Linked DNA regions of Homo sapiens: regions 1 and 3 are each linked to region 2. A link is a contact called in ENCODE Hi-C or POLR2A ChIA-PET data. All regions are on one chromosome and are shown on one strand. The core of a region is the stretch at or near the end of the contact, and the rest is flanking DNA. Distances in the headings are between cores, read along the strand shown. Region 1 holds the start of DCANP1 (dendritic cell associated nuclear protein 1). Region 2 overlaps PITX1-AS1 (PITX1 antisense RNA 1). Region 3 has its middle 24 kb from the start of MACROH2A1.

Region 1 (3,139 bases), core at 108-2,607, 390 kb before region 2:
AGGATGGGAGCTGGGAGCTGGGCCTGCCTGGAAATTCATTGTCCCCCTTATCATCCTCATCCTCACACTCCGCATTCTCTGTCACTTCTGGATCAAGGCCTTGGTTGACTTGAGGGCAAGGTCTTTAGGGAATGAGGGGATGGGGTGGGGGTTTGTGTAAGAACTCAGCCCAGCAGTTATTTCGCTCAGGGTGAGTCACACACCAATGGGGGTGGGGGAATTCCTTCCAAATAAGGGACTCGTTAGGAGCCAGGTACGCCAAGGGCAGGAGGATTTTCTCGGTGAACAAGGGCAGCAGCTATTTGCCACGCCATGCTGAGAAGGGGAGAGTGTGGTTTAGAAACAACGTTCACTAGTGTGATGCAGGGAGGGATCTACATGGTCACCATGATCCCAGACCCCACTCTCCAGGGAATCTGAGGCACCAAGGGCACAGCCCTGTTCCCCTGGCTGACTCGAATCTCTGGGTCTGTAGCTGTCAACAATTTCTGTTTTCTGCCCAAAAGGATGATCGTTTTGCACCCAGGGCAAGCTACAAGGAGGTCCAACTTCACTCACAGGCCCTGAGCATCTTCTCCATCAGGAAAACAGAGGTGGGCAAGACCCAGGCTTGCCCTGGTGTGGGAAGCTTCCTCTCCAATAGGGATGAAGCAAAAACACTCAGATCACAGCCACAAGGCAGGGAGAGCAGGGCTGCTAGGAAGGGGCTCTCTGATGCTGTGAATGACCCCTTGGGACCCCCAAAGCAGTTCCTCATTCATTCAGCAAACCTTCACCAAGCACCCACCTTGTGCCAGATCTGTGCAAAGCCACGGAACTGAACCAGAAGTGAATAAGGCAAACTCCCTCAGGGAGTTTACCTTGCACTCAGGAAAGTCAAGCATTCAGGAGTGCATTACTTATTTGATCACTACTATGATTAGTGCTATAGTCATTGTATTTTTCTCTCTCCTCCAGCTGGGCTCACATTCTCTTGTTAAGTGGCCTTGCCTGTTGAGTGCCTACCATGTGCTTAGCACTCTGCTAGGTGCTGTGTGTATTAACTGCACTTAACAGATAAGGAAACTGAGACTTGGAAAGGTTACATATCTTGCCCAACATCACACCATCAGTAGCTATGCGATTTGGGCAAGTGATTTAGTCTGCTCTTGCCTCTATTTCTCCCGCTGGAAAATGGGTAAGATAATAGTACTACCTGCTAGAGTTACGAGGGTCTTAGAAGGTGACACCTGTAAAGCATTCAATCAGTGCCCAGCACACACTTAATAAGGGTTAGCTACTATCATGAGACCTGAGAGAGGAGGGCTCACCATCCACACGGAGCTAAGGAAGACTCACACCCCAGTAAGCTGGCTCCAGAACCCAAGGGCTTACCTGTGCTCTGTGATTCCCCAACTAGGGATTTAGTTGTAGCCACGGACCTGGTAGGCAACAGGGAGGGGATTTTAATCTGCTCCTTGCATCAGAAGGTCCAATAGGCAGGGTTAGTATAATGGGAGATGCCCTGGTAGGGCTGGCAAGGAGAAGAAGCCACATGTATTTTGGTCTGATGAAAAGCAGCAGTGATCTGTCACTGACCAAAATGGTCCCCCAACTATGCATTACGGAGCAGCAACCCACATACAGAACTCGAGAAGCCACGGCCTGGAGACTGTACCTGGACACCAAAGACTGGAGAGAGGAGCTGGTGGGGAAACCCCAGAGTTCCCAGGGTGCCACTCCCCAGCTCCACCAGAGAACTTTGGGAATGAGCTGCTGCCCCTGAGTGCCCCTCTCCAGGGCCTCAGTGAGGGTCTCTACCCTCCAGGGAGGAACAAAACCTTGCCAGCTGGGGTCCTGCGAGAGGGGGCAGTTCAATTCCTCCACAGGGGACTCTGCAACTCCAATCTTTCGAGTGAAGCATCTGCGAGGCCCTCAGGGACCCAGGATGAACTGCATAGCAGCAGAAGGAAGACAGGCCAGACCAGGCGGGAGGGAGCCCGGAAACATCTGGTTTGTAGTTTCAGACTCTACCCGTTCACAGTTCACACAGTCTCACCGGGAAACTCACACCTTGCCCTGTACCAAGTTTTTAAGGCAGTTAAGCTCTGCCCATCCGAGACTTCATTTTTCTTGAGTAGAAAATCACTGAAATCATCAGATCCATGGCACCCACCTTCACTTTCTCCTAACAGCTGGAACCGTCAGGCTGGCTTCAGGGCCTGGTCTTCGCACTTGATATCACTATCCCTCACCTGCTCAGACAGCCAGAGCAGGCGGGTGAGTTCCTCCCAACAACCTCCACTGCATTCTCTCAGCTCCCACCGCAGGGCAGCCCACGTGCCTGAGTGAACATGTGTGCGTGTGCACACACGCAAGTATGCACAGACATACACTAAACACGAACATACAGTGCACATGAACGCTGCTCCCAGCTAGGGCCCTCTGGTCAGACTGCTGCCTGGGTTAGAATTCTTGTCCCCACCCCCACTTACTATAGTTCTGTGATCCTGGACAAGTAACTGAATCTCTCCGTGCCACAGTTTCTTCTTGTAGAAAACGGGAAAGTTCACAGTACTTACCTCCTTAGAGTCATTGTGAAGGTCAGTTTGAGGCATCACAAATTTAAGGCACCCAGACATAAGGGTCAACAGGGTTAGCTATCACTGTCCAGTTTGGTGGGAGGAACTGAATGCATGTAGGCACATGGACCCAGTCTACACTCAGGCACAAAAGGAGCTACATTAGTTACATTCAGGCATACCCCAGAGCACTACAATTCTCTGAGACATTGTCTGGAAATCTAGAAATCATCTCCTTGCCCTTTAAGGTATTTTAACCCTCGCATTCCTCTGCTTTTCCAAGAATGTGAATCTTGCCAAGCTGTCCGTGAGAGACACGGGCTCCCCTCGAGGGAGACTTGCAAATGCTCCATAAACAGCCACAGTGTGGGGCTCTGCCATGAGGAAGTCACAGCAGACACGCTAGACAGCATAGTCCTGGATGCAACCTGGAGGAAGGGAGGCCCATGGTGGAGCACTCACTCCGTGCCTGTCTGCCCGGTGAGACCTCAAGTTCCTTGCAGACAAAGGCCATGGGTTGTTGGCTCTTGTGTTCCCGGTGGCCTTTCCAGAGCTGAACAGAGGACAGATGCACAGAC
Region 2 (2,936 bases), core at 70-2,569:
GTAACCACACCGATCTCTTGGGTCGAGGAGGACTAGATGTGTTAATGCATGGAAAGCACCTGGTACAGTGCCTGGCACATGGTACGTGCTTGGTAAGTGTAAACTGACACTATTTACTATCATTATCCCATGTCCTTACAACTCCAGGGAATAGATCCTTTCACTTGCTTTGTCGGCATTCACTAATGACTCTTCTCCGTATGACGACACCCAACAGCTATTTAGAGAAAATTATGCCTTGCGCCAGGAGCCCAGAGGAAAGTTACCAAGGCCCAGTGGGAAAAGCAGACAAAACACTCCAAGAATACGAGATATAAAACATCATCATCAGTAGAGATGGGATGACCTAGGAGGTCATGCTGATGAGGGCATGTCAGACCAAAAGACATTTGGGTCTTGAGGGTTGAATAGGAGTTTGTCTGGTGAGTCTTGCCCAGTCCCATAGTAGGTGTTCCATAAATAAACAGTGACTAAACTGAGGTAGAGTCACAGAAGAAAATTTCAGCCTAAGGGAAATGAGAATGTATGGTGTGTTCAAGAATAGAGAAGGCACAGGCTATGGTTTAGCTAAGGTAGGGAGTATGTGAGCAAAAAAGCAGGAAAATAGGTTGAGGTCAAGTTAGGCAAAGATCTTGAACACCACAGTCAGGGGTCTTGGCTTTATTAATGGCCTCTGCAGAGCCAAGACGGGGGTGAGGGTGAGGGTGACAAATAAGAGCTGGGTTTAGAAAGGTGGCTTGACTTGCAAAGCAAGTGACACAAAGCTGAAGGCAGGAGACCAGGGAGGAGGCCAGAGCATCCCCATCTTCCCTCACCAACCGAGCCCTGCCCTCCATTTGCCCTTCAACCATCTTCCTGGTAGAGATGTTCTCAAGCTCACACCCCTGAAGACCTTACACTCCAGCTATTCTGGCGAAGGACACAGTGCCCACAGCTGCCCACTATCAGAAGATGCCCTCAGCCAAGACCTTTCAGGGAAACGTTCATGTCTCCATGCAAGTCCCCAGTTGACAAATGGAATTGGGCTCAGAGACAAGTTCAAGCCATAAATTGGGAACCCTGAGAGCACAGTGACTTCTGGAATTCCAGGAAAATAACACTGAGCACTTAAAGCATGCAGGCCTTTCCTCTCCCTCACTCCCCAAAGGCACCCCCTTCCCGTCTGCTCAATCCAAGGATCCAGGCTAGTGGATTTCTTTCCAAATGCAGGCTGTGATGTTCTGTGTCATGTACACTGGAGAATTCCTCCACGGCTCTGTGACTTACCCAGCCGGGTCCCAAGCTGTGCTCTGACCTCACCAGCCTGGCAGAGAGGTTGCCGATGCTGCCAACACTGCCCTGACCGTCTGCCTGGCAGCTGGGGCCACACTTAGGCAGCTGCCCCAGCATGCACTAAAATTAGGTGGCCCATTAGACCCAGGACATGGTGATCACAGGCACATTGCCAGCACTGGCTCAGAGGATCATTCCTCCTAGCCCAGGACTCAAGCCAGGGCAGAACAAGAGTGGCCCAGCATCTCCTCTTAGGCCCAGGGAAACTGAGGTCTGGAGAAGGGTAGGGACCACCAAAGAAGTGTAAACTTTGATTCTTGTTTATTTATTCAATAATATTTCCTGAGGCTGAAAAGTAATATAGTAGAAACTGAAAATATATTCCATGAAGAGGTCAGGGAATTAAACAATCAGAACCCCACCATCTGAGCTAACTCACTTACATTCTGCTGTGTTTTATACAACAGAAAACATACTTTACAGACAATTTATAAAATATTTCTTTCTCCTACTTAGCATCATTTTTGCAAATCATAAAACATTCTTTATATACATTAATTGAGTCAATTTATAGTATTCCATTTTATTGAGATGCCATAATTAATGTAATAAAAATTTCCTACTGTTGAACATTTAACCTGTTCCTTGTTTTGCTATTATAAATAACACTGCAGTGAACATCCAGGTGCATGAATCTTTGTCCCCATCTATGACGATTTCCTCAGGATAGATTTTAGCCAATGGAATAAATGGGTCACCAAGAGAAGCATATTGTAAGGCCCTGATACAGATTGCCTGCTGCTCCCCAAAAAGCCAAACCACAGGCTAGCTTTTGATAGCAACCTCACACACCTCTGCCTGCACTGGCCGTGGCTCCTTACAGCCACAGTCTGCTCATTCCTGGGATAATTTCTCTCCCAAGGAATCCAGTGTCTATAAAGCCTGCCTGTCTAGCACTGCAACCACATGAATCTCTTCAGTGCAAGTCTGCCCCATGGTTCCTTTCCCCTAAACTAGCCAAAGCATCCAAGAGATACAGGGAGGAATCAAGTCCCAGGCCCCAGGGACTCAGACGTGCTGCTACTCCAGTGTATGTGAGGCTTAAATTAGGGGTCAATGTGAAACCCATTGATCACATCCTTTGAATAGCCCCAAAGACCTCTCCTACATCTCCACCTTTCCCCCGGTTCACCCTGCTGTACACACACCCAGGAAATGATCCCCTTGAGGGGTGCTATCCCTCCCCAGCAAGGTTAACTGATGACCCAAATTATGACAACAGACCTAAGCCATCAACCCATAAAGCAACTTGGCCAAGAATCGAATTGCCTTTGCATGTCCCAGCAGAGAAACTAAACTCCAGGCTCAGTGTAAATAAGCTGTCTCTGGTCCGACGTCAGCCCCTCTTGCCGGCAAGTTATGGATGGCACTGCGTATCACCCATCATAAATACAGCCCCTTGGCTAAACAAAGCCGACAGCTTTGTGCCAATAACCTTTGAACCACTCAAGCCCAGTGTCAATTGTATTTGTCTTCAAGCTAGGTTTACTCGAGACTGTTTGCTAAATCAGGGCTCATCTGCGGAGATAATTCAAATATATTACAGGCACCAGGCAGACACAAGGGCTTCCCCCACCTGGCCTCACAGGGGTCACCACCACAGC
Region 3 (3,245 bases), core at 156-2,655, 370 kb before region 2:
ACCCTTTACATCTGGGTGTAAAAGCTGTAGGGGAAGCCAGAGACACTTCACAGCAGACTCATGTGTTAGAATAATGCTGACTTGAATGCCTTTTTCAGAGTCAGTAACCCTTGTGTTGGCCAGGGCTGAACAGGTAACCAATAGCCCTAAAGACAGGCGAAACTCATAGGATCTGAGAAAGAATGTAAGAGGTATTTGATACAACGAGTGGACCAGAACTAGACCAACTCTAGCCAAATCTAGCTTCCAATATTAAATCATTTCAATCTCTGATTGGATTATGGAGATCTGCCCCTGGAAAGGCAAGACTAAGATAAAGTCCAGTGAGGGACTCCCTCTGGGTGCAAAATGCAAGGGGGCTCAAAAAAAACTTAATACTTGTCATAAATAATCTATAATTGCAATATTTTAAAAATCAAAATTAATGCAAAATATTTATGACAAAGAAATATCAAAATGTTTGGAAAATGGTGTTTTGATTGGAAACTGCAAGATTAATGACAAAAGGAACTGCGCAGAAATAAGAAACTTTACTAGTGAAGCTGTTCCTCACAGGGATATAGGTTAACAATTCTGAACCTGCTGCACATATATGATGGGAATGAACAAATGAGTAAATGAAACAGAGAGAGGGGGTGGAAGCCAGGTTTCCCACTGTTAGAGCTAGAGGTTGCAGAGACGCATGTGGGGAAGGCTGGAATGAAGCATGTGGTTGTAGATTAGTGCAGACAGCAGTATGAACTCATGAGTAGCTTAAAATAGATACAGATGGAGAGAGACAGAAATAATTGCAGACATGTATGTATATAAATATATATGTGGGTTATTACATATGTACATATACTTCCTAGCTCTGTCTACTGAGAGGGCCTAGGAGCGATGATGTTCTAGCAACAGTGAGGATGCCCAGTGCCCTAATCTTGGTTTCTGGTAAAAGCACGCAGGGATCTTTGGAGAAATGGCTGATTCTAAGGCTGGGCCTGAAGCTCATCCTGTAGTACCAGAAAATAAGGAAGTGCTCAAAAAAAGCAAAACCATAGGGACATGACTCAAGAGCCAACCCGCAAGAGCTCTCAACAGCTAAATCTGGAACAATTTCAGCAACATGAAATTACAGTATTGGATTATAACCCCAAGTGTAAAATACATATCCATGAAGCCATACTGATACAAATTATTGAATAAATAAATCAAGGAATTCCAAATAATTTATGTAGCTACTCCCTGCTCCAGGAGGTGGACTTCACTCTCCTCTCCACTTTCAAATGTAAGCCATGCTCATTGAGTTGCTTCCTAAAAATAGAGTACAAAGAGGCGGAAAACACTCGCTTTATGGAGGAGAAACCTCGCCAGCACTATCTCAGCCCTGGGATAATCAGTGATGAGTCATGTTGATGGCGTGTACCTTGATATGATGTGATAAGACTGGCACTTCACCTCTGGTCTTCTTCCCCCAACCATGAGAAAAACATCAGATAAACCCAAACTGAGGGACATTCTACAAACCACCAGTACTCCTCAAAACTCTCAAGGTCTGAGAATTTGGAGAAACAAAGAAAGTCAGAGATTGTCACAGACCAAAGAAGCCTAAGGAGACACAAAGGCTGAATATGATATGGCAGAAAAAGAGCATTAGGGAAAACTAATGAAATCCAAAGAAAGTACGGAGGTTAGTTAAGAGTTATGCACCAATGCTGTTTTCTTAGTTGTTACAAATGTGCCATAATAATGTAAATTTTTAACCATGGGGGAAGTTGGGTCCAATATACATGGAACTCTCTGTACTATCTTTTCAACTTTTCTGTAAGTTCAAAACTATTTAAAATAAAACTTTGATTTAAAAATAAGATAAACAGGTAAATCCAAATAAATTTTCACTGTTGAAAACATCAATAATAACGTCTTGGGGGGATTATAAATATGTTTGATATTATTTATAATTAAATCATATTATAACAAATAACACATGTATTATGATTTATATATTAAATCATAATACATGTGTTATTTGTTATAATATGATTTAATTATAAATTATTAATTAAATTATTTACATATTAAATCTTAATAAATATAAGCATATACAATTATGCATGTAATTAAAATATGCAACAATAATAGCACACAAAGGGAATAAATGGAGCTAGGATGTTCTAAAATCCTTGCATTGTCTGGAAAATTGTAAAAATATTCATTTATATTAGATTTTAATAAATCAAAAATGCATACTGTAATCTCTAGGTTCATCACCAGTAGAATGTAACTAATGACTAATAAAGAAGAAAGCTATAATAATATAATATAAAAATAATACAAAAAGGAGTAAGAAAGGAAGTCGAGCTTAAAAGAGGTGAAACAAGTAGAAAATAAAGAGTAAGTTATAATGCTGAAACCCAAATACGTTATAAAATTAAGCATAAATGAAGAAAGTGCTCAAAATAAAAGTGTAATTAGATTAGATACAATAGCACTGACAACCAAAACCTGCTTTAAATATATACTTAAATATAAGGATACAGAATTACTTTAAAATAACTGGGTAAAAAAAATTTAATTCAAACATTAATTTTTAAAAGGTTGATGTAGCTAAGGGGACTTTAAAACAAAGCATTACTAGAGATAAAAAGGAGTAATGTATGTTTAAAGGATCAATCTACCACAAATATACAACAATTCCCAATTTGTATGCACTTCATAGGTTCAAAATATAAAAAGCAAAATTCACAAAACTAAAAGGAAAGACAAATCTACAATTAAATGGGCGAAGATTTAAATACATTTCTCTCAGTAATTGATAAAACAAGCAGAAAATAATAAGCAAGCATTTAGAAGATTTGAACAATATGATTAAAAAGTTGATCTAATCAACATATCTAGAGTATGACCTCCCAGCAGTGAAAGAATAAATATACATTCTTTTTAACTGCACATGAAAATTTGCCAATATTGAACATACATTAAGCCGCAAAGCAAATTTAAACAGATTTCAAAAAACTGGAATCACACAGAAGATATTCTCTACCCACAGTGGCATTAAGCTAGAAATAAATAACAAAGTTACTAGAAAATCCTCAAATATTTGGAAATTAAGCAATATACTTCTAAGTAAATCATGGGTCAAAGAAGAAATCACAGTGGAAAGAAGAAACTAACTGAATAACAATAAAAATACAACATACTAAAACCTATGGGATACAGTAAACCCAGACTTAGAGAGAAATGTATACCCTAGGATTCATATAAGG

What was found. Hi-C counts contacts between places; a loop is a spot of excess contacts on that map. ChIA-PET counts read pairs that join two places held with the same protein, here RNA polymerase II (POLR2A). Pooled maps may share reads with other maps.
Region 1: a loop to region 2 is called in a map with no recorded cell type, with 3 times the contacts of the local background. The contact joins the promoter of DCANP1 here to the enhancer-like site in region 2. A Hi-C loop is called at or near these places in 1 of 168 maps with a recorded cell type or tissue (gastrocnemius medialis), 1 of 37 single-sample maps with no recorded cell type and 1 of 50 pooled maps.
Region 3: a loop to region 2 is called in a pooled map, with 2.1 times the contacts of the local background. The contact joins two enhancer-like sites. A Hi-C loop is called at or near these places in 1 of 168 maps with a recorded cell type or tissue (gastrocnemius medialis) and 7 of 50 pooled maps. POLR2A ChIA-PET finds 5 or more read pairs at or near these places in 1 of 52 experiments (Caco-2).

Annotation. Positions count from the first base shown.
Region 1 is chr5:135,445,566-135,448,704 of GRCh38, reverse strand. It overlaps DCANP1 (dendritic cell associated nuclear protein 1), which reads left to right and starts at 1,357. Exons shown (of 1, transcript NM_130848.3): 1 at 1,357-3,139. The coding sequence starts at 1,597. The coding sequence ends at 2,331. TIFAB (TIFA inhibitor) reads left to right here. Exons shown (of 2, transcript NM_001099221.2): 2 at 1-3,139.
Region 2 is chr5:135,053,999-135,056,934 of GRCh38, reverse strand. All of the region lies in intron 2 of PITX1-AS1 (PITX1 antisense RNA 1), which reads right to left. Among named protein-coding and RNA genes, the nearest start is that of EPIST, 15 kb to the right of the region's middle. Within about 2 kb of position 1,319, at least 4 of the 41 ENCODE cell types and tissues checked have a DNase peak (open chromatin) inside an H3K27ac peak, as active enhancers do; they include gastrocnemius medialis, where a contact is called at or near this core.
Region 3 is chr5:135,421,476-135,424,720 of GRCh38, reverse strand. No RefSeq gene overlaps it. Among named protein-coding and RNA genes, the nearest start is that of MACROH2A1, 24 kb to the right of the region's middle. Within about 2 kb of position 1,405, at least 2 of the 41 ENCODE cell types and tissues checked have a DNase peak (open chromatin) inside an H3K27ac peak, as active enhancers do.